Regions from separate parts of the Mus musculus genome. Here all the other regions are linked to region 1. Evidence: chromatin loops called from intact Hi-C (ENCODE). Cell type or tissue: left cerebral cortex. All regions are shown on one strand. Region 1 has its middle 33 kb from the start of Gm25562. Region 2 has its middle 18 kb from the start of Gm33125. Region 3 overlaps AI593442 (expressed sequence AI593442). Region 4 has its middle 46 kb from the start of Gm33125. Region 5 overlaps Gm1715 (predicted gene 1715).

The links. Peaks named below come from ENCODE experiments on the same cell type or tissue, not always from the same donor. Only the 100,000 strongest peaks of a DNase experiment are listed, where the experiment ranks them.
Region 2: it touches region 1 in a loop (7-fold over the local background); 3 of 42 quality-filtered maps call a loop at or near these places.
Region 3: a loop joins it to region 1, with 4 times the contacts of the local background. A loop is called at or near these places in 3 of 42 quality-filtered maps.
Region 4: it touches region 1 in a loop (2.7-fold over the local background); 2 of 42 quality-filtered maps call a loop at or near these places.
Region 5: a loop joins it to region 1, with 2.2 times the contacts of the local background. A loop is called at or near these places in 2 of 42 quality-filtered maps.

What each region holds. Positions count from the first base shown.
Region 1 is chr9:52,321,797-52,326,796 of GRCm38, forward strand. No RefSeq gene overlaps it. Among named protein-coding and RNA genes, the nearest start is that of Gm25562, 33 kb to the left of the region's middle. In left cerebral cortex, a CTCF peak has its summit at 2,119 (motif pointing right); DNase peaks (open chromatin) are centred at 1,667 and 2,111; H3K27ac peaks cover 760 bases.
Region 2 is chr9:52,403,264-52,408,263 of GRCm38, forward strand. It overlaps the pseudogene Gm29692. Among named protein-coding and RNA genes, the nearest start is that of Gm33125, 18 kb to the right of the region's middle. In left cerebral cortex, CTCF peaks have their summits at 2,748 (motif pointing right) and 4,833; DNase peaks (open chromatin) are centred at 158, 3,445, 3,669 and 4,756; H3K27ac peaks cover 1,502 bases.
Region 3 is chr9:52,674,683-52,679,682 of GRCm38, forward strand. It overlaps AI593442 (expressed sequence AI593442), which reads right to left. Exons shown (of 2, transcript NM_001286641.1): 1 at 4,901-5,000; 2 at 1-3,835. The coding sequence starts at 3,593. The coding sequence ends at 2,994. Among named protein-coding and RNA genes, the nearest start is that of AI593442, 2.6 kb to the right of the region's middle. In left cerebral cortex, CTCF peaks have their summits at 323 and 1,467; DNase peaks (open chromatin) are centred at 1,510, 2,562, 3,502, 3,815 and 2 more places; H3K4me3 peaks cover 5,000 bases; H3K27ac peaks cover 3,803 bases.
Region 4 is chr9:52,374,852-52,379,851 of GRCm38, forward strand. No RefSeq gene overlaps it. Among named protein-coding and RNA genes, the nearest start is that of Gm33125, 46 kb to the right of the region's middle. In left cerebral cortex, no CTCF peak of the experiment used is centred here; DNase peaks (open chromatin) are centred at 3,109, 3,506 and 4,410; H3K27ac peaks cover 1,614 bases.
Region 5 is chr9:52,740,176-52,745,175 of GRCm38, forward strand. The region is part of intron 2 of Gm1715 (predicted gene 1715); the gene reads left to right. Among named protein-coding and RNA genes, the nearest start is that of Gm1715, 63 kb to the left of the region's middle. In left cerebral cortex, no CTCF peak of the experiment used is centred here; a DNase peak (open chromatin) is centred at 2,058; H3K27ac peaks cover 418 bases.

The sequences.
Region 1 (5,000 bases):
GTGTACTCATATAAACAAACCAACAAACCAACAACAACAATAACACTCTCAAAATTTGATAATTTGACTTAGGATGTGAGAAGCAAAATCAGACCTTAAGTGAACCTTTGGGTGTCTGGAGTCTCTGTGGCTTATCATATTGCAGCTTGTCCAGTTTGGATGATTTGGGCTTTATAGCAGGTTTATTTCCACTTCTCTGTTCCAAGTTTCTTTATACTTACTATTGAAGCAAATAAAATCAATTTAGAACATACAGTTTGGTTAGTAATTGCAAAAATCAAAAGCTAGACTCTTAGTTTTATTGTCACAAAGCTACTGAAATTTTTTTATGTTGATGATGGTAAAATGATATATCTAAGAGGTGCCATGAAGTGAACAACTCAGAGCATCAGCTCGTAAAATTAAAAAATGGGGGAGACGGTTTTTAATTGCTTGGCACGAGTGTCCAGGAGACCATTTTAATTACGGTATTGGTTTCTAAGAAAATTGTTTCACTTGGACTTCTATGGATGATGCACATCAAGCATCATTAGCGGAATCAAGAGGAATGACCGTTGACTGATATTTGGTTTGAGTAAAAGAGAGTGTAATTGCAAGCCTCCAGACATCGGCGGCTTTAATATCCACAACCCTTACCTTTATTTTAGCTAATATTAGTACTTGTTTATTTATTCACTTGAAAAGTCCCTGGAGAGAATCTAGTTACAAGATTTCCAAATGAAAAACCCTGGAAAGTCATGAAGTCTATGTCCATGAGGACAAGACCCTTCCAACGCTTGCCAACCAGAAGTCAGGTGGATACTCACTGAGTTCTGCCCTGCCCTGAGTCTTTCTAGAATGATTAAAGGATATAAGAGATCTGGGGCTTTTATCATATCATGTCAAATTTGCTAGAACTTCATTTTTTTTAATGAGAAAAACTAATTAATTAAGTGAGCAGCAAAGGAATCAGTGGAACGCAAGTTTAGTGTCATCTCGTTGGGATGCATTGTTTAGATGAAAACGATTACTTTGTTGTTTGGTATTCGATGCCATTCATACACTGGTCACAGCAAAGATCTAGAAGAGGCCAATTCATTGTTCAGGATTTGGGCGTCAGAACAGATAGTTGAAGCTCCGGACAGAGATAACAGCTTTCAAATAAGACGGGAGAGTTGTAAATCGTCAGACTTCACATCTTCTGAACAGCAAGAACAGGACGCTTTCTTAAACAGTGGGTGTTGAAGAATTGGTGTTAAGTGCGTCTGAATAAACAAAAATTCCTCAGATAGGGGAGTGAGGAGCAGATTCGACATAAGTCAGAGGAGGACATACTGGCCAGTGTGCTCAGCGCTGAAAGGAGAGGACTGACGACGACGGTATTAACTCTTCAGGGCCATCACTAACACTCTGAGGGTGGCATTCTTATGACGAACTAATTGCCCATGGGGCTCCACTGCCTGGAGAATCTACCATCTCAGTCAGCAAAGGTATGCTAGAGTTTCCAGCCTGGAAACCCCAAACCCACACCCAAACCCTATCCAAAGCACAGCATGTCCTCGGTGTCTCTCATTTTCTTCCCCCTCAGCTTTATGGCTCCCGCTGTCTTTTCCTCTCCTCCTCTTCATGTTCTGTTTAGAGCCTTTGCCCACATAGAAGCAAACCATGGACATTTTAAGAATAAGAGAAGAGATTTTACAAACTCAGAGGCTTGGTCCACCCACTGAACTTCAAACACCTCTGTTTTTCCGTTCTCATAAACACAAAAGAGGCCCGAGTACTTCACAAATCCCCCAGCGGGTCTGACACATCCTTTTATTCTTGACCTGTGAACAAGCGTCTTATCTTTTATATCGCTAACAGAGATTCTCTCAGGGCTCCTGTTCACTTTTATTATTAGCCCAAGACTGCTGGTGTTTTAGGCAGAAAGCCTGTGTCGGATGGAGCCTTAGAGTAAGGAGAGGTTCTTCCGGAGGCCCCAGAACCCACAAAATGGTAGCAGTCTATTCAGTAGTCTCTCTTCCCCTGATGATAATGAAAGAAAGATGAACGAAATCCCCTAGAGACATTACTGGGTTTTCTCTTTTTATTTTTAAAATGTATTTATTATGTATACAGTGTTCTGCCTGCATGTGAATCTGGTTGCCAGAAGAGGGCATCAGATCCCAGTATAGATGGTTGTGAGCCACCATGTGGTAGCTGGAGGTTGAACTCAGGACCTCTAAGAAGAGCAGCCAATGCTCTTAACCTCTGAGCCATCTCTCCAGCCCACACTAATGTTTATTAAGGCAGTGAGATTTCCTTCACATATAATACTGTTTTTTTCCCCTGTGAATTGACTTCTTCATTTAAATGAATATGCAAATTTCTTTCTCCTCAAGTAACTTGTTGAGAAAGAAAGTCTATTCCAGCTTGGCAATGGTCCCTTTAAGGGTGGCAGGCTTTAGCCACAAATTGCAGTGGACTGAGAGAGGAGTCATGTATTTGCATTCTCTGCCTAAGTTAAAAGACCTGGGCGGGGGTGGGGGGAGGGAGGGGGCAGTGTAAGGGAGGGTGGGCCAAGGTGGGGTGGACTTGGTAGGTGGGGTGGATAGATAGGGGGTGGATGGGTAGGGAAACTTGCCTTAGTGTTCTAGATATCATGATAAAATGTTACATACTTACATACATAGTGGTTTCATCAACAGAATTCTTTCCTTATACTACTAGAGAGTGAGTGGCCAAGCTCCAAGTTGCAACATGACTTGGTACTGGGGAAGGCCCTCTCCTGACTTTATAGCTGGCTAGTCTTAGTTACGGTTTCTATAGCTGTGATGAAGTACCATGACCACAAGCAATACAGGGTGGGAAGGGCTTATTTCACTTCCACATCACAGGCAATCATCTAAAGAAGTCGGGATGGAACTCAAACAAGGCAAGGATCTGGAGGCAGGAGCTGTAGCAGCAGAGGCACTGAGAAGTGCTGCTTACTGACTTGCTCCTCACTGCTTGCTCAGCCTGCCTTCTTGTAATATCAAGGACTGCCACTCCTAGTGTGACACCTGTCACATGGAGGTGAGCCCATTCACATCAGCAGTGATGAAAATGCACCACAGGCTTGCCCATGGGCCAGTCTGGTAGGGATATTTTCTCAGTTGAAGTTCTCTCTATGACTCTGGCTTGTATCAAATTGACATAGCCAGCATCTTCTCCTTGTACATGCATGCGTGGACAAGTACTTTCTTTCTCTGCTTTCTGCCTCTATCTCTCCTCTCTCTTCTTCCCTTTTGTCTTCTCCTACTCCCCATCTTCCTATCCTCCTCTTCTTTCTCCCCCACCTTTCATCTGACCACTAATCTTATCGGTTTAGGACTTCCAATACGGGCACATGGGAGCCAGGACTTGAACAGATAGATGTTTTAGGTGGACACAGTTTAGCTTATAGTGCACAGTGTCTTCACTTCTTAATCCAAAACATTCTCTTTTTTTTTCCTCAAAATAATGTTTGTTGATTTTTTAAAATAATTTTTAATATTTTTTATTACGTATTTTCCTCAATTACATTTCTAATGCTATCCCAAAAGTCACCCATACCCCCCCCCCCACTTCCCTACCCACCCATTCCCATTTTTTTGGCCCTGGCGTTCCCCTGTACTGGGGCATATAAAGTTTGTGTCTCCAATGGGCCTCTCTTTCCAGTGATGGCCAACTAGGCCATCTTTTGATACATATGCAGCTAGAGTCAAGAGCTCCGGGGTACTGGATATTTGTTGATTTTTTGTACTGTTTAACTTCATATACCCATCCCACTCACTTCCCAGTCCTTCCATGTCTCCCTCCCACTTGTAATCCCCCCTCAAAAAGCCAAATTCAGCTTGTGTTGTCTATATGTTCACTGGAACATGGTCAGACTCCCAGTGGCTAACCCCTAAACAGAACTTAGTTTTTCACCCACATCTTCACCAGAAGCCACCAACTGTGGAGAGTTAGACACTTCAGTATCTCCACCAAACTCTTTGATGGCTTTCCATTTAAGATGCTACTTGTGTGTGTGTGTGTGTGTGTGTGTGTGTGTGTGTGTGTGTGTGTGAGTCTGGAGGGTAGGGGTTCTCATATAAGCCTTCCATGTACCTCTTTCTCAGCTGTGTGTCTGCAATCACTGATGTCAAAGTAGCTGCCAAAACAGCTTCCTTGCTCTTTACAGTCAGCGGAAGCATGGATTGTGGGCTTCCACATCCTCATGGTTTCTGATGACAGCAGTAGGACCATAGACCCAGACATGGCCCTCAGTGGCAGTATAGGCCTCGATGTCACTGTGGCCTCAGATGGCAGAGCAGGCCACCCATATCAACATGGATGTGGCAGCAGCACAGTTCACAGACATTAACATGGCTTCAGGCTGCAGCACAGACCACAGATCCTTGTGCCCTTCAGTGGTAACATAGGCCATGACAGCATCAGGACCAATGACCCAAACATGGCCCTCAATGGCATCACAGACCATAGTGGTTCTCTGAGAAGGTCCAATCCAGAAAGTGAACTGTCTCTCATCTTGGGCCTCCATAGTTGCCCAGAGCCAGGGTGAACCCAAGCTGGTGTCATGTTTTGGGGCCAAGCTGCATCTGTTTAAGCTCCTGGCTGTTGCATACCACCCAGCCAACCCCACCAGGCAACGACTTGTTCCACGGTTGATCTCAGCTCTCTCTCCACCTGTCACTGCTGTTGGATCTTCAGTTCTGCCTCTCTCCACAGTGTACACACTACGCTGCTCCTCCATGTTTCCTACCTCTCCATCACACATCATAGTGGTGCCTGCCCACATGAGGCAGAGGATCATGGTGGGGGCGGGGAGGGTCAATCTAAAGCTATCCTAATAGCATCCAATGTACATAAGTTGATTATCATAGAGAGACTCAATGTATGAAAAAATTCCTTGTAAATTGTAGAATTCTATATAAAGGGAAGATATTGATCATTAAGGCCAATAACATTGAGGGAATATACAATAAATAGAAAAGAGAATAATATGCTTTGACTTCTGA
Region 2 (5,000 bases), 81 kb after region 1:
GGAGGAGGAGGAGGAGGAGGAGGAGGAGGCTTGAGACTGTCGTGGGAGTTAAAATGCAGGTAAGTTTAGAATAGGAGTACTTTTAAAAGGTTCACATGCCAGATCCACACACCCAGGAAGCTTCTCACTCAGGAATTGTCATCAGGATCCACTTCTATCCTCTTGGACCACTACATGGGACCAAACTCTATGCCTTAGGTTAGAGACGAGCTTTGGCCACCATGAAGAAACAGGGTCGAGATTTCTCCACATTATTATTTTGTCTCTAGCACTAAGAATGACTATGGAATGATGAGTCTGTTTTTTTCTAGTCCATTCTCCACCCAGCTCCATCCCATAAACAGCCACCAAACCCAGACACTATTGCATAAGCCAGCAAGATTTTGCTGACAGGACCCTGATATAGCTGTCTCCTGTGAGGCTATGCCAGTGCCTGGCAAATACAGAAGTGGATGCTCACAGTCATCTATTGGATGGAACAAAGGGTCCCCAATTGAATGAGCTAGAGGAAGTACCCAAGGAGCTGAAGGAGTCTGCAGCCCTATAGGAGGAACAACAATATGAACTAATCAGTACCCCCAGAGCTCCCTGGGACTAAACCACCAATCAAAGAAAACACATGGTGGGACTCATGTCTCTAGTTGCATATGCAACAGAGGAGGGCCTAGTCGGTCATCAGTGGGAGGAGACGCCCTTGATCTTAAGAAGATTCTATACCCCAGTACAGGGGAATGCTTTGGCCAGGAAGCTGGAGTGGGTGGGTTGGGAAGCAGGAGGAGCGGGGAGGGGATAGGGGATTTTCAGAGGGGAAACTAGAAAAGAGGATAGCATTTGAAATGTAAATGAAGAAAATATCTAATAAAAAATATATTAAAAAAATGCAAGTCAGGAGCTGTCGTCTTGTGTCCCCGTGTGTGTGTGTGTGTGTGTGTGTGTGTGCCTTATCTCTGCTGGTCTGCCTGAGACCCCCTGATCTTGAACCTTAGTCTCCCACATGGCCTGTTTCTACTCGGACAAGATGAAAGGAATGTTCATGAACCAGGAAAAAAATGTCCAGATGTCAGGCACAAGTGCTCATTGATGGGAAAGGAACTGCTCATAGAAAGAAAGTGGTTCACAGAACAGCTGCAGCAGACGGAACAACAACAACAACAACAACAACAACAACAACAACAACAACAACAAACAACAAAACAAAACAGAAAAAAAAATACTGTAGTTCTCCTTAAAGAAGTTAGGGGTATTGAAGAGGTAAACACGTTTACAAACCAAGGAACAGTGGTTCATTTTAACAACCCTAAAGTTCAGGCGTCTCTGGCAGCGAACACCTTCACCATTGCAGGCCACGCTGAGACAAAGCGGCTGACAGCGATGCTTGCCAGCATCCTAAACCAGCTCCGTGCAGAAGGTCTGACTAGTTTCAGGAGCCCGGATGAAGCCCTGCCCAAACAATCCACGGACAGAAAAGCACCACTTGCTCCTAGAGAGGAGGAGGAGGATGGAGTTCCAGATCTCGTGGAGAATTTTGATGACGCTTTTAAGAACAAGGCAAATGGTATTGAGGCACCTTCTTTTTTGTTTGTTTGGTTTTTTGTTTTTTGAGACAGGGTTTCTCTGTGTAGCCCTGGCTGGCCTGGAACTCACTTTGTAGACCAGGCTGGCCTCAAACTCAGAAATCCGCCTGCCTTTGCCTCCCGAGTGCCGGGATTAAAGGCGTGCGCCACCACGCCCGGTTCTGAGGCACCTTCTTAAGAAGGTGGATTTCTGAGTTCGAGGCCAGCCTGGTCTACAAAGTGAGTTCCAGGACAGCCAGGGCTATACAGAGAAACCCTGTCTCGAAAAACTAAACTAAAAAAAAAAAAAAAAAAAAAGAAGAAGAAGAAGAAGAAGAAGGAAGGTGACATTTGCAGAAGTTACAGGAGCTTCTGGTTTATATCATGACTGCTTTTTAATCTTTTTGTTTATGAATCTGATAAAATCTAGGTCGCTAATATTTTTAATTCCAAGGCCCCAGACACTGCCACTCTTTTCAGTTTTTGCTTTTACTTAATTCGTTCTTTGTGGAAAATTAGGCTGAAGAAGCCTAGGAGTAAAGTTTGGAAAAGGTTAATAAAATTCTTTGCCTAGTTAAAGAAAAATGCAAGTCAAGTTACATTGCCCGCTCCAGCTAGCACCTCAGTCATTTCTCATTAGAGCACAGGGCAAATTCATTTTCTTTTAGGTACCAGAGGCCAGAATCAGAGTCTTATACATGCTAGACAAGTCATATACCACAAGATATGATCCCAGCTCCTTATATTTTATATTCTGAAAAAAATTTATGTTGAGGTAGGGTCTCTTTATCGTCCTTGTGTTTCTAGAACTTCCTATGTAGTCTACACTGGCTCCAAACTTACAGAGATCCATCTGCCATGGCTGTCAGAGTGCTGAAATTAAAGGTGTGAGCTACCATGCCTGGCTAAATTTTAAACTCATCAGCATCTTTGGTTTCCATGTCCATCCAGTGAGTTGGTATCTTCCCCTCAGGCTGACTTCATTCTATGCTGCTCTCTGTTGCAAAACACAAAAGCATGCAGGCATCCCTTTGATAACCTCAACTCCTTAGATATTATTCCCCACTTCAGGATCTTTGAACTCCTCATTGTCTTTAATTGGAGAATTCATTCCCTGAAACATCACAATGTCCTTTTTTTAAAAGATTGATTTATTCATTATGTATACAGCATTCTGTCTGCACATATGCCTGGAGGCCAGAAGAGGGCAGCAGATCTCATTATAAATGGTTATGAGCCATCCTGTGGTTGCTGGGAATTGAACTCAGGACCTCTAGAAGAACAGACAGTGCTCTCAACCTCTGAGCCATCTCTCCAGCCCCACTGTCCTTCTTCTTATTCAGTTCTCAGTTTAAATGTCAAATCTTGAGAGAGCCCTTCCCTTCCCAGCCTATCTATCTCACCCACCCTCTCTCATGTCCCCACTACTAATTTCATAACACTCACTGTTGTCTGAATAAAGGTAAACTTCTGGAGAGAGGGGCTCTGGTTGGCCATGCTCACTACTGTGACCCCGGTCGCTGTGATTGTAAGTTTCTGATACCTTCTAGACACACAGTAATCTCTGCTGGACATTACTGAGGAGAAAAAGCAGAAGGAAGAGAAAGGAATGAACTCTTTATAATCTCTGCATTCCCAGAATTCCAAGTCTGCCCTCAGTATCCAGCATATGTGGTCCCCTTGTTTTCAGAGTCAGTAGGCTCTAGGTGAGAATGCAAAACAAGCCAGTATATCCACAGTCTTAATTGCTCCTTTCTTAATGTTAATACCCAGCAATTTTAGTGGCAATTTGAACTGCAGCCTTTATGAGTAGGAGCCAGGATCTCAATGAGAACCAGGGGAAGCAGTAATCACCAGCAAGCTTTAGTCAAATTTAAATATAGACCTGGCAGCAGAAAGCAAATCCAGCCACGAAGCATGGACGTATCGGAGTAGCACATCAGGTAGGCTATTGGCTTCTCCAAAATGTATGCAAGCTTTCTGAACTGAGAACTTAGGGTGAGCAGACACCTGCATGTTGCACAAGTGCCTGATAGTGTTTTTTGTTTATCCGGTACATAAATGCATGGCAGTACTCAGCTGGCTTTCTAACACAGCATCCGAGATCTAACTCCCTAGGGAAGGAGCTGGAAAAGGGATGCATTCGACTTAAGCTGAACAAATCAAGAGAAGAGTCTGTGATCTCCCCCAGGCAGTGTTCTGAACCATACAGACAGATTGGAAGCATCGATAAAAGAAGTGTGTCAACGAAAGAGTCCAAAGGCCACAGAAGCACAGCACAGGCTGTAAATTTAGTAACTTTGTGTCTGTCTTGCTCCCTTCCTATACTTTGTGGTTAACTAAGAAATTGAGACCAGAGTAGACAAAAAAAAAAAAAAAGGCAAGCTTGTTTAGGATTGTGCCAAAAGGCAATGTGGTCATGGTAGCAACAGACCTCTTCTGTAAGGTGTGGGCTGTGTTGGTGTCCATTTTGGAAGCAGTCCTGTGTGGTTAGCGTGAGACACTATGCATGCAACATCTAAGGGCAGTCCTGATTGGTCGATGTTGGAGTCTATGAAAGAGGCTGGGTTTGCTGAGTAGCAGCTCTATCTCATTGGCTGCTCTCAGTTCCATCCCCTTTCCAGAGCCATGGTTTCCTGTTGGAGTCTACAATCTGGACCAGGCCTGCAAGTAAACCCACTCCCACGCCAACCTTTGTCCACAGCCCCTCTGGACTTCTTGAGTCACTAGACTATGTACTCCTCTCTGAGTTCAAGCACAGGTTGTCACCTGGATCTTCCAGTTGCAAAGCTCTGTACTTAAACTTTCAAGAGTAGGTCCTGAAGAAGTATTCCAATTCAACAGCCAGAATACCTGGTGTGTGCTGGAGTCTACTTTTCAAATTCTGGAATTTATGAATATGTAAGTGGTTTAATTTTATCTCATAGATATATAGTTCCACCTGAGAATCTTCAGTGTCCCACACATACAGATGGTTTAGTCTGTCTTGTGGTGATTTTTTTTTTAATTTCCTGCTTTGCCTGGAGAACAGGACAATACTGTACACCAGGTGGGAAACAATGGACTCCCAGGCTCTATATATCTGGGGAATCATCTGCCCTAAAATACCTCACCACCTCCCCAGTCTTCCCTCCTCCTGGAAGAGGGGGTGGAATTGGGATGGAGCCACATTTTATATTCCATTTGCTGCCTTCTGTTCTTGTCATCTCCGCTTTTGCATTTGCCTCCACGGAGGGTTGCAAATGCACACGGGAGAAGGCTTAATGTGATTTTGGGTGCCCTGGGAGGGACAGTCTGCCAAGCGCAGATGCCACCAGGCTGCTTGCTGCGGGTGCCTGCATTACGCCACTGGATACTGTGCCTTTGGGTTTGCTTGTGTTTTAACTTAGTGGAGCAACTTAAAATCTTCATGAAGGAAATGGGAGCATTGAGGGGAGAAGGGAGTGA
Region 3 (5,000 bases), 350 kb after region 1:
ATCTGGCCTACTAGAATTTCATGTAATTATCACTCTAACTAACAGAAATCTTGTGTGGTGCCACCAGGTTCACAGCATATTAAACTCAGTATGAAATGTGATTGATAAGCTGCATCATCTTTACACAGGACACTATTAAAATATTAATCCCTAGTCAATTGATGGAAAAGGCATATACACTTAAAGGTGCACAATGATAGCACATTACAGATGTGTGCTTATGGTTAGAGGTATCAAGATGTTTTTTTTAAAATACACATAATTAGTTTATTTCTTGTTTGCTCTATTTCTTTTGGGGAAAAGTATGTAGGACATTGCCCCCTAGGGTGTGCAGGCTGCTTCTTGGAAGGGGATTATTATTGCATGCCTTGAATGCACTGTGATTCATAAGGCAAGAACATATGAGTTGCTTCAGCACCAAGGAAGTGGAATGAGCATCTAGCGCTGCTCAAAACAGAATATCTTATTGCTTTAATAAAATGGGAAATTATTTACTGTAAAAAGAGTGCACCAAATAATGGAAAAAAGTAATATCTATGCACTTATGTAGAGCTCACTGAAATGATGAACCTTCCTTCTGGGTTCCTGATCCTATTCAGATTTCACATCTAAAACCCATTCTGTAAGACGGTATTAAGAGCTACAGTTGGATGAGGGCAAGTTAAAGAGATTAATGGATATTCTCCTTCACAGTGCCTTAGCCATTCTGTTGTACAGTGTAGAGCTCTGATACACTAACAGCATCCTTGGTGGCCCGAGGGACTGAATGCACTCTGACCTGTTACTAGGAAGTGACTAAGGCACTGGAGAGAATCTGGTTCATTGTTTAATATATTGTATCCAAAGATTATACCTGATCTTCCTAATGATACAACATGGCATGCTTAAACGATGGTCTTCTGTGCTTCAGAAAGGACTTGGATGATATCTATGGGTGACTAAATCAACCTTATTAAATTATTTTATAAAGATACAGACTGAGCTTGGAAAACTTTATATGTAACCAAAACATTAGAGGCAATCATTTCTCGGGATAATAACCACATACAACTTGAAATAAGACAGAGCATAGAGGGGAGCTAGTGGCTTGGGAGATGGATATATGTAGGGGTCCCACTGCCCTTCACTAAACAGCAGAGTCTAACATAGAGGGACTTATCTGACATTTAAAGAGAGGACAAGAGATTTATCTTCTCTCATGCTTTCCTTTTCCCTTAACATTTCCTATGTGTTCAGGGAGGTTAATTAGGCCAGACTTGGGAAGAAGAAAGATCCCCTTTGCTGTATATCAGATGCAGGCATGGAGTCATAACTAAACAAGCTGTAAACAGTTTTATCCTGTAAGCGTTTACAGATTTAACTTGGAAATTGTCATGTCCTGTCATCCAAATTGCCCAACATCTCCACCAGTCTTTCCCCCAAACACATACAGTACAAGCAAGCACACACAGCACTGCCTCCAGGTGGCAACTGCATGCAGAGAACCACAGGCACTGTTTAAATATTAACCATGTTTTTAATAGATGGCATTCCAGCACATCCATTATTTGTTTTCTGTTGTGGTTGTTTCTGTTATTCACAAAAGAAAAAGGGGGAAACATGGGTGTCATCGTTTTATAATAGTCTACTACAGCGTAAAATACAAAAGAACACTTCCGGAAACAGCAGAAGCCAGGCCTACACCACTGACTTCCTCAGCCAGTGGCAACCATTATATCAACAGCTGGAAAGTCAGAAGAACAAAAATATACAGTTTGGAGGACATATCACAGAACTATAGTTTTCTTCTGTATTTGGTACCAATATAATAAGTATATAACAAAGGTGCACTTGTTCTAAAAATAAAACAGAAACATACTAGTTGGTTAGATACTGCATTTTCAGAACTGCACATTGCCTAATACTTTTTTTTTTTACATAAAGGTAACTTATGCAATGTATAGTGATAAGAAAAAACAATCCAATTGTAGAAAAAAGAAGAAAGAAACCAATCAAAACCAAGACAATCACTTTCCAAAACAGCTCCTTCTTTGGTCTGCACAACCAGAGGAAGTAACCATGAAGGTGAGACATATTCAGCACCAGACCTGGCTGGACAGCTCCCGGTTTCTCTGAGGCTCAAAAAAAAAAAAAAAAAAAAAAAAAAATTCCCCAAAGGGAAAAAAAAAAAACCAAACAAACAAACCAAACCAAAACGACTACCAGTCAGGTGTACAAATGGGCCCTAATGAGCAGCAAATCAGATAGTATGTTTTTGTTTTTTGTTTTCTTTTTCTGTGCTCGACCAGCGAGTGATATTTCTAAAAGTAAAACTCTAATTCTGCCAGGGGGAAAGCAAAAAGTGAAATGATGACTGACTAGAGAGGGGTTACCTGTCCTAAACGTTTTTCTGGGACATTCTATGTGGTCTCTGGTGCTTAATGTAGATGTTGCCTTTATAATATACTATTGCCTGAGCCCAGCTGAAGGTGAGGAAAGGGGAGGGGAGACAAGCTAAAGGAAAAGTGAAAGCCCGTGAGGGAGGGGCAGAAAGGCGACTAAACCTTCACTTGACAGCTATATACAACATCACCGGCCCCCTCCCATCCCTTTGCTTCGGTGTCAATGTCTTAAATATTTGGTAGCTTGTGCGGTTTCTTCTCCTTATTGAGGGGGGCACGGGGTGGGGAGGGAAGATGCAGCCTTCATTAACAATGAGAAATTATGTGATTTGTCATGCGCTTGGACTGTGTTATTAGTAGTATAATAATTACTATAAATATCAGTAAAGTATTATCAGCGTTATTTCTTCCTCTGAGACTTTCCTCGCCCAATATTTACAAATACCGCACAGTGCCTCGGCGGAGGAGAGACAGTGAAAGGGTGGCCAGGTAAGGAAAGAGGGCAGAGAAAACAGGGGCCAAAGGAGAACGGAAAAGGAAGGAAGGAGGAACAAAAGCGAGGACGGTCAAGATGCTGGAGACGAGGAAAGGGTCAGGAGAGGGGCTGCGCAATCAGGACAGTACCACCGTTTGCAAAAGGCCCTCGCCAGGTGTGTCCAAGCAGGAGGAAGCTGCGGGTGCTCCTTGTGGAGTGGGGGCTGGCAGTGGAGGCGGAGGCGCACAGGGACCCTGGCACAGGAGACCAGGGGATGAGGAGGAGGAGGAGGAAGAAGAAGTAGCATTGGAGGGGGTGCAGAAAGCGGAGTCCCGGGGCTGCCTCTCCAGTCGGGTTTCTTTTCCATGGGTTGGAGCTTGAACACCTGCCCGAGGCAGCCCCCCACCACCGTGGCTGCCGCTGCAATGATCTCGCTCATATTCTTCCTGAGCCCTCTGCATCTTCCGCTTCTTCATCCTACGCTTGTGGATGTGGAAAGTGGAGAGGGACAGCACGAGGAGACAGAAGATGAGAGTGACCAGGACAATCAGCACCAGCGTAGATGAAAAAGACTGGAAGAGCTGCTGTCCCACCTGCGTGATGCAAGTGCCACCACCTGCGCCTGAGCTGCGGAGACCTGCGCTGCTGCCTCCACTGGCGTTGTGGGAAGCAAAGGTCCGGTTCAGGAGACAAGGCGGCAGGGCCAGCCTCAGCTCTTTCGGCGCCCTGGCACTCATCGGCGCTGGGCTGAGAGGGGCCAGGCCCACCAGGCTTCCTCTGTTGGACACACGGTTCCCACCAGCCAAGACGTGGACAGGAACCCACACCACCCCAACTGCTCTTTAGCGCTGGAGGGAGTGAGCTCTCCAGCCAAAGACTGAGGGAGCAACTGCCGCCAAGCAAGCGGGCCAGAGCTAGTGGCCCCAGGGAGAGTGTCTCTGGTCTTCTTTGATCCTGTTTCCTTTCCCCAGGCACAGTGCTGCAAAGAAAACAGGATTAGTTAGGGTCCCGGCCACAGCCAAGGCGAGTGCAGAGAAAGAGAGGGATCTGACACCACTGTCAAGCGGCCCTCAAATGGACTCTGTCATCTCCACAACCCACCAACCCAACCCTACCGCTCCTGGCAGCCCAGGAGAGCCGCGCTAGATGCTCCGCTGGCTCAGATGGGGTCTGGCGTCCGTACCGCACCGCGGAGACACTGGTTACTCAGCAGAGAAGGCAGCTGCCCTGCCCCCTGCACAACTTTCTAATTGCCACCAACAGCGGCCGCCACAGCGGCTTTCTCTACTTCCCAGAAAGCCAACTGCCCTCTTCTCTGTGTCCTGTGGACCTCCTCTCAGGATCCAATCTCGCCAGCACGCACTCCAAGCAGGCTCCCTGTACGCAGTCCTCCTTCCCCATCCCTCCCTCTCCAAACACTTCCAGCCTGGACGTTCAGACCCCCAAGGTCCCCGTCCCAAGGGGATACACCCCACTGCCTCTGTCCCTAGCCGCAGCTGACCCGCTGGATCTGGCACACAGGATCATACTCGACCTTTCTCCAGCCTTCTTCCTTGCTACCTTCCTCCCCCTTTCTCCCTATCAAAAGCAGCTGAAACACCCTTCTCAGCGGAGGCACATCCTCCCAAGCGCCCCCCACCCCTCATCTCCCTGAGCCTCCCACTTGACAGTATCCAAAATCCTTTTTCTTTCTTCCAGAGCAGGAACTGAAAGGGGAAGGGTTCCCGCTTGCAAAGTTTGGGGAACCGACCTTGTCTCCAGCCTTCCCCGGGCCCTGGCCCCAGGGCCCAGAGGCTGTGGCAGAGGACCAAGCCGGAGGACCCGCGGCAGGCAGCACAGCTCCCTTGCCTCTCCCAAAAGGCAGGTGCAAACTGTTGCACTGCGGAGCAGCAAGGCAAAGCGCTAGCCTCCACCAGGGAAGGGGCGGGGGCTGAAGCTCTGTCCAGAGGTGCCTGCGCAGGCCGCGGGAGTGGTCTTACCCGCCCTCATCCTGCCACTGGGGCCCCTGGCCATGGAAGCCTTCATCCTGACCACTGTCTCTTACCTGGAAGGACCAGCCAGTTGCAGAGAAGGAGCCCTTGGCTGCAGTGGCGGCTGCAGAAGGCACGGAGCGCTGGGACCAGAGACAGAGCCGCGCTGCTGCT
Region 4 (5,000 bases), 53 kb after region 1:
TTTTATATACTTGGTCTTATTTCTGGTGTTTCACACAAGAAGGAGAAATCTTCTCTCTGCTAATTTGTAAGCAGTCACATGACCTTGTTTAGTAAGACAGGGACGTACAATAAAAAGTCACAATTGCTACCTTCTACATTCCCAGTACTTATCCCTAAAAATCAATTATTTTAGGCATTTTGAGCTGATATTTGAGGGTCATAAATGCATATTTTTTACTCATATTCATCTATTGGTCCTTCTTTCTTTTCAGTTTTCTCTTTAACCTTTGGCTTCTTAGTCTCAACTCTGCCCCTGAGAGTAAGTTTTGCTCTTCACCCCCCAACTTCCAATTTAAGTAGGTTATCATTTGGGGTTAGATATTAAATCTTTTACATTAATATTGCTATATACGTTCTGTGTATAATCAAGGAATATAATGCAAGAAAATTAAATTCTTTTAAAAAATCTTTTTCTTGGAGTTTTAAAGTTTAGCCTGCCAATCAGGCTGGGAATGAGACTTACTGGTGGAGAGTCCATTGGCGTGTGTGGCAACTGGAAAGAGAAATGTCCCCAGGAGTTGTGGTGCTACTTGAACCCTTGGTCTTCGGTCAGTGGAGCAGTTTGGGGAGGTTAGGGGACCTTTAGGAGGTGTGGTTGTGCAGGAAGAAGCATGCCCCTAGGGAAGGCTTTCACAGTTTAAAGCCTCAGCCCACTTCCAGTTCTCTGTCTGCTCTGTGTTTATAGTTGACCAGGTGTTCTATCAGTTTCCTGTTCTAGCACCTAGCTGCCATGTCTCCTCCCCTATCATACACTCCCCATCTGGAACTAAATCACCAGGATTCAAATAAACACACAAACCAACAATGGACGAGAGAGCACCTACAAAGCTCCCTAAGGACATGGGCTTTATGTGTCTAGCTCAGATCTACTACATTTTCATTTCTAGGCTGTAACCTTAGAGGACGTAATTTTTAAATGTTCTATCTGTCCCTGTCCTTCAGTGGATGTCTATGGTTCTGTAAGAGCTGCTCCAAGCACATCGTATTTAAGCAGCAATATATAGATGCGGCATCCATAGAAACCTCCTCATTATTGTCCTGTCAGATGGCCCTAGACATTTGCTAATCTGATTTCTCTCTGACATTACCTATCAGCTGCCATTGCTGTGATCCCATCTACCCACCTACACCAAGCCACTGAGCTGAGCACTGATAGCAGCACCACTCTAATTGGTTCTGAACTGAGGACCTCTGGCATGCACTTATGTTCCTAGGGTCACTGAACCAAAACAAGGGTCAACAAACTCTTTTGAGAAGTCCACTGGATCTAACTGACTCAGTTGATTAGGAGCCTTTGTTTTCCAGTGGCATTAGTTTATAAAATGCTTGTTTTGAGCTAAGGGCAGACCCATGATAGTCACATCCCCATAGTTACATTTTACTCTCATTAGCTCTGTAGCCTAATCAGATTTATACCACACCAGGGGACGGTCAAAGCATGCAAATGGCAAGGAGTCACCATATTTAATTGTCCACTGGGAACCAGAGTATTGCAGTGTGAGTTCATCCTCTGCGCTTAAAAACCTAGGAGCTATTTTTAGGCAATAGATATTAAATTAGAAATATAGAAACTCCAGGTCCTTCCTGGAAGATGTTTTAAAGTTTCCCAATAATCATCATAAGGGATAATGCCTGATGCATTATTCACAATGTGCATGTGCATGTTGGGAACCTTAAAATAGTGAATTTAGGTTTAATGACCAGGCAGGCTCCAATATGTGTGACAGTCTCTGAACAGTTGTGCTACATCTTTCAGCTTTACTTTACAGATTTGAGCATGAACATGTTTGTCTCATGATCTGCCCTAGCCACAGAGTGATTCCAGGTCTATGTAGTTCTTCCCCTGCAGGAGGGCACCACACTTGGTTAGTGGAAACAGTCCTAAGGCATTTGATGTCTTGTAATGCCATCATGTCTTGCATATTCTATTGGTCATACTCTTTTCAAGAACATTTGAGAGCTGAACTTGAAAGAGACATTTGCCTTCTAGAAAGCATCATCAGGTATTTTAAGGAACAGTGAAATTCTGAGTTCTATAGAACAAAGTAAATTGGCCATTACTTATTAATACTTATATCTGCTTATTTATCCATTCATTCAAGAACTATTTACTGAGTCCCTTCCACTCAATAGATGCTCTGTACTGAGAAGCACTACAAAGAAAAAGAATACAGCAGCAGGAACAAGAACAACAGGAAATCTGGAAAGAGGAAGTGGGGCAGGGTGTATGTTATGATAAACAAGAAGTCTCTTTGGTGCGGCATCCTTATAGCAGATACCTAAATGGTGTGAGGATGTCTTTCACAGGAACATGGAATGGAGGGGCAGATGCAAATGTCTGGGTGGCTGAAATCTGATGGAATGGATGAGAAATCGCCAAGAGGACAGGAGAATAAAGAGCGTGGGAGATGGGATCAAAGAGACAGGAAGGGGGCCAGATCTTGCCATGAAAAATAATTCAGGTGTCATTTAGAAACCTGAAGGAGCTGGGTGTGGTGGCACACGCCTTTAATCCCAGCACTCAGGAGGCAGAGACAGGTGGATTTCTGAGTTCGAGGACAGCCTGGTCTACAAAGTGAGTTCTAGGCCAGCCAGGGCTATACAGAGAAACCCTGTCTCGAAAAACAAAACAAAACAAAACAACACACAAAAAACAAACAAACAAACAAACAAACAAACAAAGAAACCTGAAGGAAATCTATTGGAGGCCTCAAACAGAGTAGCATAGGTGACCCAGGCCCCTAGAGGACTGCTGTGTCTAAGGAGTGGAGATTTGGAGGATCCAGGATGAGAGGAGGCCCAGGGGAAGAGCAGAGGTAGGGATTTGTCATTCCTGGTGTCCTTGTGGCATTGCAGGAACTATAATGATAAAGCAGGAACAACAGATTTTCAATGACAGGTTATATGTTATGGATTTACAGCCCCAACAGCCACAACCTCACAAAAACTTCTGCATTGCTATAATTCAGTTGTATAAGTAAGTACCAAAGTAAAATAAACCATGTTCTAAAAAATTCCTTGTCCTTCTCTAAGAAATAGGAAGACAAACATAATGAAATCCTCCACTTCTTCTGTACTCTGGGCATAAATTATGTCTTTTCCAGTGTGTGTAGGAGAACATTCCTTGTAAGGCAGAGAGATGGTAAGTAGAATTCCAAGATTTGATTCTATAAGAGATCTTCAGGGAAAATTTTTGAAAGGAAGAAAATGATTCTGCTGAAAATACAATAATTATTAAGTACATATTTTTTTTCAAATATTAAGCTTCATGAGAATGCAAACATCTGATTCAGAATGCAGACTGGGGAATCTCAGTCCTCAGAGGTATGAGGTTATGAATTAAGAGTGAGGCTCAAGAATTCTTATTTTAAGCTGATGTACAGAAGTGAATGTTCTACACATACTTCACATAGCAGCCTATAAGAAGTTATTAAAGACTTAGCATCTGCTAAAGGCTTGGCATGAGACTGATGTGGTCTTGTTCTCTGCATGGTTGGGTCTGCTCAAGCTGCATGCCTCAGGAGACTCTGTTCCCTTCTCTTCTGCTCACATGCTTACTGAGGACAGTCAGACCCTGCATGATAATCTTGCTCCTGTATCCTCTTCCCATCTCTAGCCGTTGTGGATTGGTCAAGAGGAAAGGAATCAACAGCAGAGGGATAATCATAAGTGTTCCCAGAAGTTGAAGCCTCTTGGTTGAGACTCTAAGGTTAAGGCAGAAAACGAGAGAGGTTGGTTTTTTAAGGCAGAAAACGAGAGAGGTTGGTTTTTTTTTTTTTTTAGAGTAAATGGGGAAGTTCTTCTCACTGGCAATAGCTAAGAGTGATGGTTAAGAGGAATTCAGGGGCAGTATGAAAGGGTCCATACAATATTTGTATTCTGGTTTCATTATTCCTGAGGCTCAGTTACATTTCTACCCTATGGCTCAGTATGTGTAGCCATCAGCAATGGCTGTGTAACAAATTACTCCAGAGTGTTTTTTTTTTTGTCATAGTATGGTTAATAATACTTAATAAGAATTATTGTATATTTCAAAATTGCTAAATGATTAGATCTTAAACACTTTCAGATCTTGGAAGAGTGAGGGGTGGGGCTGGTAGGAGTAGGTTAATAAAAAATGGCTATGAATAAGTCATATGAAACTCTTGTAATTTGTAAGCTAATCAAATGAATACTATCAAAAACCATGATAGATCAGACACTATTAACTTCCTAACACAGTTTACAGACCACCTTATAATATGGCACTCCTTTCTCTACCTCCTCTCTGGTAAGCCTCCAATACATACTCTTACTGCTATAATATTTTACCCAAGCACATGGGCAAGCAGCCAGACTGAAGGCACAAGTCAACATAAATCCTTCCAGTTATTTCTGTCTGGTATTTTGTTTGCAGCAGTACAAGCACACATGGGAATTCTCATTCCTAACTGAGCAAATAAACAAACCTTAATTAATCTGCAGAAATTACCCAGGGACACGATGCAGTTACTTTCAAACTCAAGACAAAGAGTGCTTATCACAGATCACTTCTCGGATATCACAAGCCACAGAGCATTTTGGCTTTGATATGATACACAGCTGAGCTAACTACATCTAAGAAGGTGTACACTCAGAGTTGATTCACAGATATTAATATTGTGTCATGAAGAGGAAGAAAATGGATTTACTGGAGCTGGCATCAAGATGAGGATATTTTCTCACAGTTCGATGGATATGATTGGCTATGAGGATCAAATGATCATAGGTTGGAAGACTGTCTTTAAGTAAAGCTTTGGTGTCAGAAAAAAGTGAAATTGAGCAGATGCTGGCGAGGATGTGGAGAAAGAGGAAAGCTCCTCCATTGTTGGTGGGACTGCAAGCTTGTACAACCACTCTGGAAATCAGTCTGATGGTTCCTCAGAAAATTGGACATAGTACTACCGGAAGATCCAGCAATACCTCTCCTGGGCATATATC
Region 5 (5,000 bases), 420 kb after region 1:
AGCTTAATTGTTTGCATTGGGTTTCTATTGCTGTGACAAAATCCTAGAGAAAAAAGCTAAGGGAGGAAGGATTTATTTTGGTTCACAGTTTAGATGCATGAATGAAGTTGGATACTTCGTTTCTGGACCCATGTGTGGTGAGACAGAACATCATGGTGGAGAAAAGCTACTTATCTTGGCAGACAAGACCCAGAGAAAGACAATGAAAAGGACAGTAACTGGAATAAGACAGAACCTTCTAAGGCATGTGCCATGAGCCTATTTCTCTAGCAAGGTTTCATACCCCAGTAGTCAGTTTAGCCATGACTTTAATCCATGTATCAATCCATCAGTGACAATGAGCTCCAGGTTCATAACCTCTCCAAAGCCCACCAGCTGGCAGCCAATCCTTCAGCACATGTGTCGTCGGGACACACATTTATGGACAAACCATAACACTGTTTTGTTTTTGCTCATGCTTATATACGGTTGACATTTCCAGGAAGCAACTTGAAAACTCCTGTTACAAAATACACAGTAGAACTTGACAAAATATGACATTCTTTTAAGTACATATCTAAGCACTTAGAAAATAAGAGACATATTTTAAATTCATTCTCTTTACTACATATGTAATCACTTAGGAAAGAAAGAGCCAAAAACAAATGATAAAACCCTGAGGATTACTGCCACGTTGAGTCACTGTGGCAACAATTACCATGAAAGGTTCAATTCTTACCATTCAAAGTAGTTTCTCCAACACACCATATCATATGTCCTTCTATATATGCAAACACAAGCATATGAGGGTTCACATATACCATAGGCATGCATACATAAAGGTTATTTTAAATGACATTTATAGATAGCACATTTCAAGGGTAAAGTGCGGTTAATATCAATAAAACATGCTTTGAAGGCAATATAACACACGACTCATTAACAGATATTTATGTGTTTACACCTGCTATGTGCTGTTTGATTCAAGAAAATTACACATACACACACACACATACACACATATATATGCAAATATATACATATACATATACACATACACAACACAAGCCAAGTATATGAGTAAGTCTAAATGATTATGAAACCTATAATAGGAACCTAGAAGATATCAAAATATCAAGGGTTTACAGTGCAAGGGTAGAAACATTTTGACAACAGCCTACCACACTGCTATTTCCCGTGCTGGCCTTGTGGTGCATACATCACCACAGTGTGTGCTAACTCTGAATTCAAAGGAAGGAAAAGCATCAGCAAAAACACTATGGGTCCTCACTTCCCTTCATTTCAGTTATGGAAGACTTCAGAAACAATTATGCCTTTCAGACCCATCGTTCTAGTTACTGATTAGACAGTAAGTATCAGGTGGCGTCCTTTCTCCTGGGAAATTGTTATGGTTAACAAAACAAACAAAGCCTGTAGTCAGCAGGTCTTGTATTAAGAAAAAAAAAAGGAAGGAAGGAAGGAAGGAAGGAAGAAAGAAAGAAAGAAAGAAAACCAACTTCAAAGGGCACAGTGGCAGCTCAGTTCAATAAAAGAGATTCTAAACACATCGATCAGAGCGGGGCCAGACTCAAGGCTTCAGTAATTCTCCTGCCAACGTTTTCCAGTTCTTAGCTTTTGCTGGCCAAGCCCCTGTGATTGGGTGGGCACCTCTCTTGCATTGCTGTGTATTATTCCATCACAGTATTTTCAAAGTCTATTTTAAAGAAATGCAAATAGCCACTATTTTAATCTCCTAGTAAATAGATATTTTCTCCCTCAACAGAAGCAAGTCTAGCATTTTCACAGTTTCAGGTTAACGTTTCCAAATAATAACTGTTCCTTAGTCCCGTTCTTTTGTGCTTTTGAGGATAAACCCATGAATAAAAGGCTCAGTAGCAAGTACAATTTTTTTTCTCCTTTCTACGGAGTATTCCTTTCCTGGGAAATGGAAATGCCTTCGTGTTGAAATGACAATCCACGGTGGTTTCTCTGCTGAATGGACCCTTACAAAACCCACATTCAGAACCTATTCAGTTCTTATTTATCACCGTTTGCTGCCTGGCACGAGTCATCAGAGTGCGCCTATTTCTGCAGAGCTACAGCAAGTAACAAAAGAGCTGAGTTTGGAACAGGGAACTTGGTGTTCCCGTCTCAGCTCTACCAAAGACTGGCTGGGAAACCTCAAGAGCTTTACTCTAGATCTCTGAGCCTTCATTTGCCTACTTCACAAAGGGGAATGTGGGATTCTAACGGATCTCTAAGTCCCCTTCAACGATCGAAAGGTCTTTATCTCCTGTACTGGAATATATACTGAAATACCCTTCCTCATCAACTGTGGTAAAGCTCATCTTTAAAGTAGTGAAGGAACTGTGAAATAGTAAAAGTAGAGGGATGGATGAAGACAGGCCCTGGCCCAGATGATTACAGGAGAGAGTTTATTAATTAACTCAACTCCCTTCTTGTCTGGATAGTTTTATGCCATTGTCCAACACTGTTCTTTTTCTCTTCCTTCCTTCCTTCCTTCCTTCCTTCCTTTCTTTTTTCCTTCCTTCCTTCCTTCTTCCTTTTTTTCTTCTTTCTTTCTTTATTATCTTATTTAAATTTATTTATTTCTGTATGAGTATTTCTGTGTATTCTATGAATTCCTGGTTCCTGCCATGGCCAGAAGAGAGCACTAAGTCCCTTGGGACTGTAGTTATAGGTGACAAGCCATCATGCAGGAGCTGGGAATTGACCTCAGGCCCTCTGGAAGAGGAGTGCATACTCTAAACTGCTGAACCATCTCTCCAGCCCCAGCATTGGTGTTTTAGATAAATATTCATTTAACAGGAGTCAGGTACTAGGAGTGGGGAAGGGTGGGCCTTGCCTACCTGTGGGAGACGATTGGAGAACCAGGGACAGTTTAAGGTGTTCTCCTCCCCACACCCTGTGGTGATTTTCAGAAAGGGTTGAGATGACACAAGAATGGGGCTTTCCCCACAAATTACTAAGTATAGATAATTTAAGATAGTTACCCAAGCTGATCCCAGGACCAAGAGGAAGGCCAAATTAAACAATTCCATTTGCCCCAAGATTACAGCGAAGGAAACTCAGCACAGGGAGGGTCCCAGAACTGCTCCCCAGTCACTGACATCCTTTCTCAGGCAATCGCCACTCAGCCCTCTTTCCCTTTTTAGAAGATTACTTCTTTTACTTTTGAGATTTGATACAATTGTATCATTTCTTCTCTCTATTTCCTCCCTCCAATCCATCCCATACATCTCTCTTTGCTCCCTTTTAAATCTATGGCCTCTTTTAAATTATATACCTATATTTGTTATATACATATATTTGTGTACACACACACACACACACACACACACACACTTCTAAGTACATATGCTTCCATGGCTGACTATTGGTACTGAAGAACCAATCCATGTACTATTCCCCGGGAAGGACTGTTTCATCCAATCTCAGCATCCCTTATGCCTGTAGTTCTCTGCGTAGGGTTGAGGCCTCATGAACTTTTCTCTCTCCACTTTAGCATGTCTAGTCAGACATGTGCTTATCATGTGTATTTATGTCCCTGCTCAGTTCATGTTGGTAAGACTGTATGGGTGTAACTTCTGACACTCCTAGGAGACATAATCTCTCAGCAAAGGATCCGGCTCTTAGCAATCTTACAGTCCTCTCCTCCACAGCGCTCCCTGAGCCTTAAGTTTTCTATAACTGTATCCGTTAGGACTGGACTCTGGGCCCTACATCTCTACGTTTTGATTATGTGTGGTTTTCTGTAATGGCTTTCATCTGTTGCAAACTAGCAAGACCTTACCCAGTGAGGTATTCCAGAACCAGAAAGACAAACAAACGTCACGTCTCCTGCCCTTCCCATTTTTGTTAGTTTCTTCTCTTTGCTTTAAGGTTGGTCTCCTATATCAGAGCCTGACTTCACACTGAGTCTATAGCTGAGGATGACCTTGAACTTCGAATCTTCCTGCCTCCACCTCCAGAGTCCTATGATTACTGTGTGCTGTATGCAGTGCTAGCGGTCAAACCCAGGGTTTCTTTCATACGAGGCCAGCACCCTAGTAACAAAGCTACACATCTAGCTTGATTCCATTCCACACAGTGAGGCCCAGAGACATCAGTCCTCTGTAGTTAGTATACCTTGATCTTGTATCTCCACCACTGTTTTCCCTGCCAGCTATCAAGAAACTCCTCTATACTGCTGAGTAATGAATGATTTTTTTCTCTCCCTTGGAGAAGCAGGTACAGGCCATGTTACACCACATTAAAAGTAGATAGAGGCAGATTTACTAGGAGGCAACTCTCAGGTGAGTTCACGGATCTCACAGGTGGAGGTCAGTGGAGTCACACATGGGGCTAAAACAAGGGGGTTTTATAGAGCTTAGGCAAGGAGTGATGATGTGTCAGCTAGAAGCTGGAATTATGCCCAAATACGGCCAAAAACTAAGCCCCTGAATAGGATAGGAACTCGTGGGTGGATTGCTGGGGGATGGAGGAGTGATGGGGTTTCCCAGCTTATGCAGGGGCAAGCAGGGGTTCCAGCCTAACAAGTAAGTCTGTGGCTACTGGCTGACTCTTCAACCTTCTGACACTCAGAACCTTTGGACACGAGGCAGATTATTGCATATATACCTTTGCCCCAAACTCTACAGTTCTATAGTTTAGTTCACCTGGTACCTTTACTCAGCCTCCAAGCTTAAGTGAGGGCACCTGCTGATTGGTAGGCCCTGAGCTTGTCTCTGCCTTCACACAAGGTACCCACACAATAAACTAGAGGCTACTAGTGGCAGCCACAGTGAAAGATAAGAAGAGCAGAACCTGAAACCTTGTAATGCCTGCCCGTCCCCATGGTAAATTTCATTGTCACAATGGCAAATTTCAGGCTACTGGTGTGAGGTCATCAAAGGTGAACCTGCGAATACGAATGCACAGTTGGATTTTCAGAGGTGGTGAAATTAAATTCCAGAACACCACCGAGCAGGACAGTAAATAAGGATTTGTTTTACAGATTG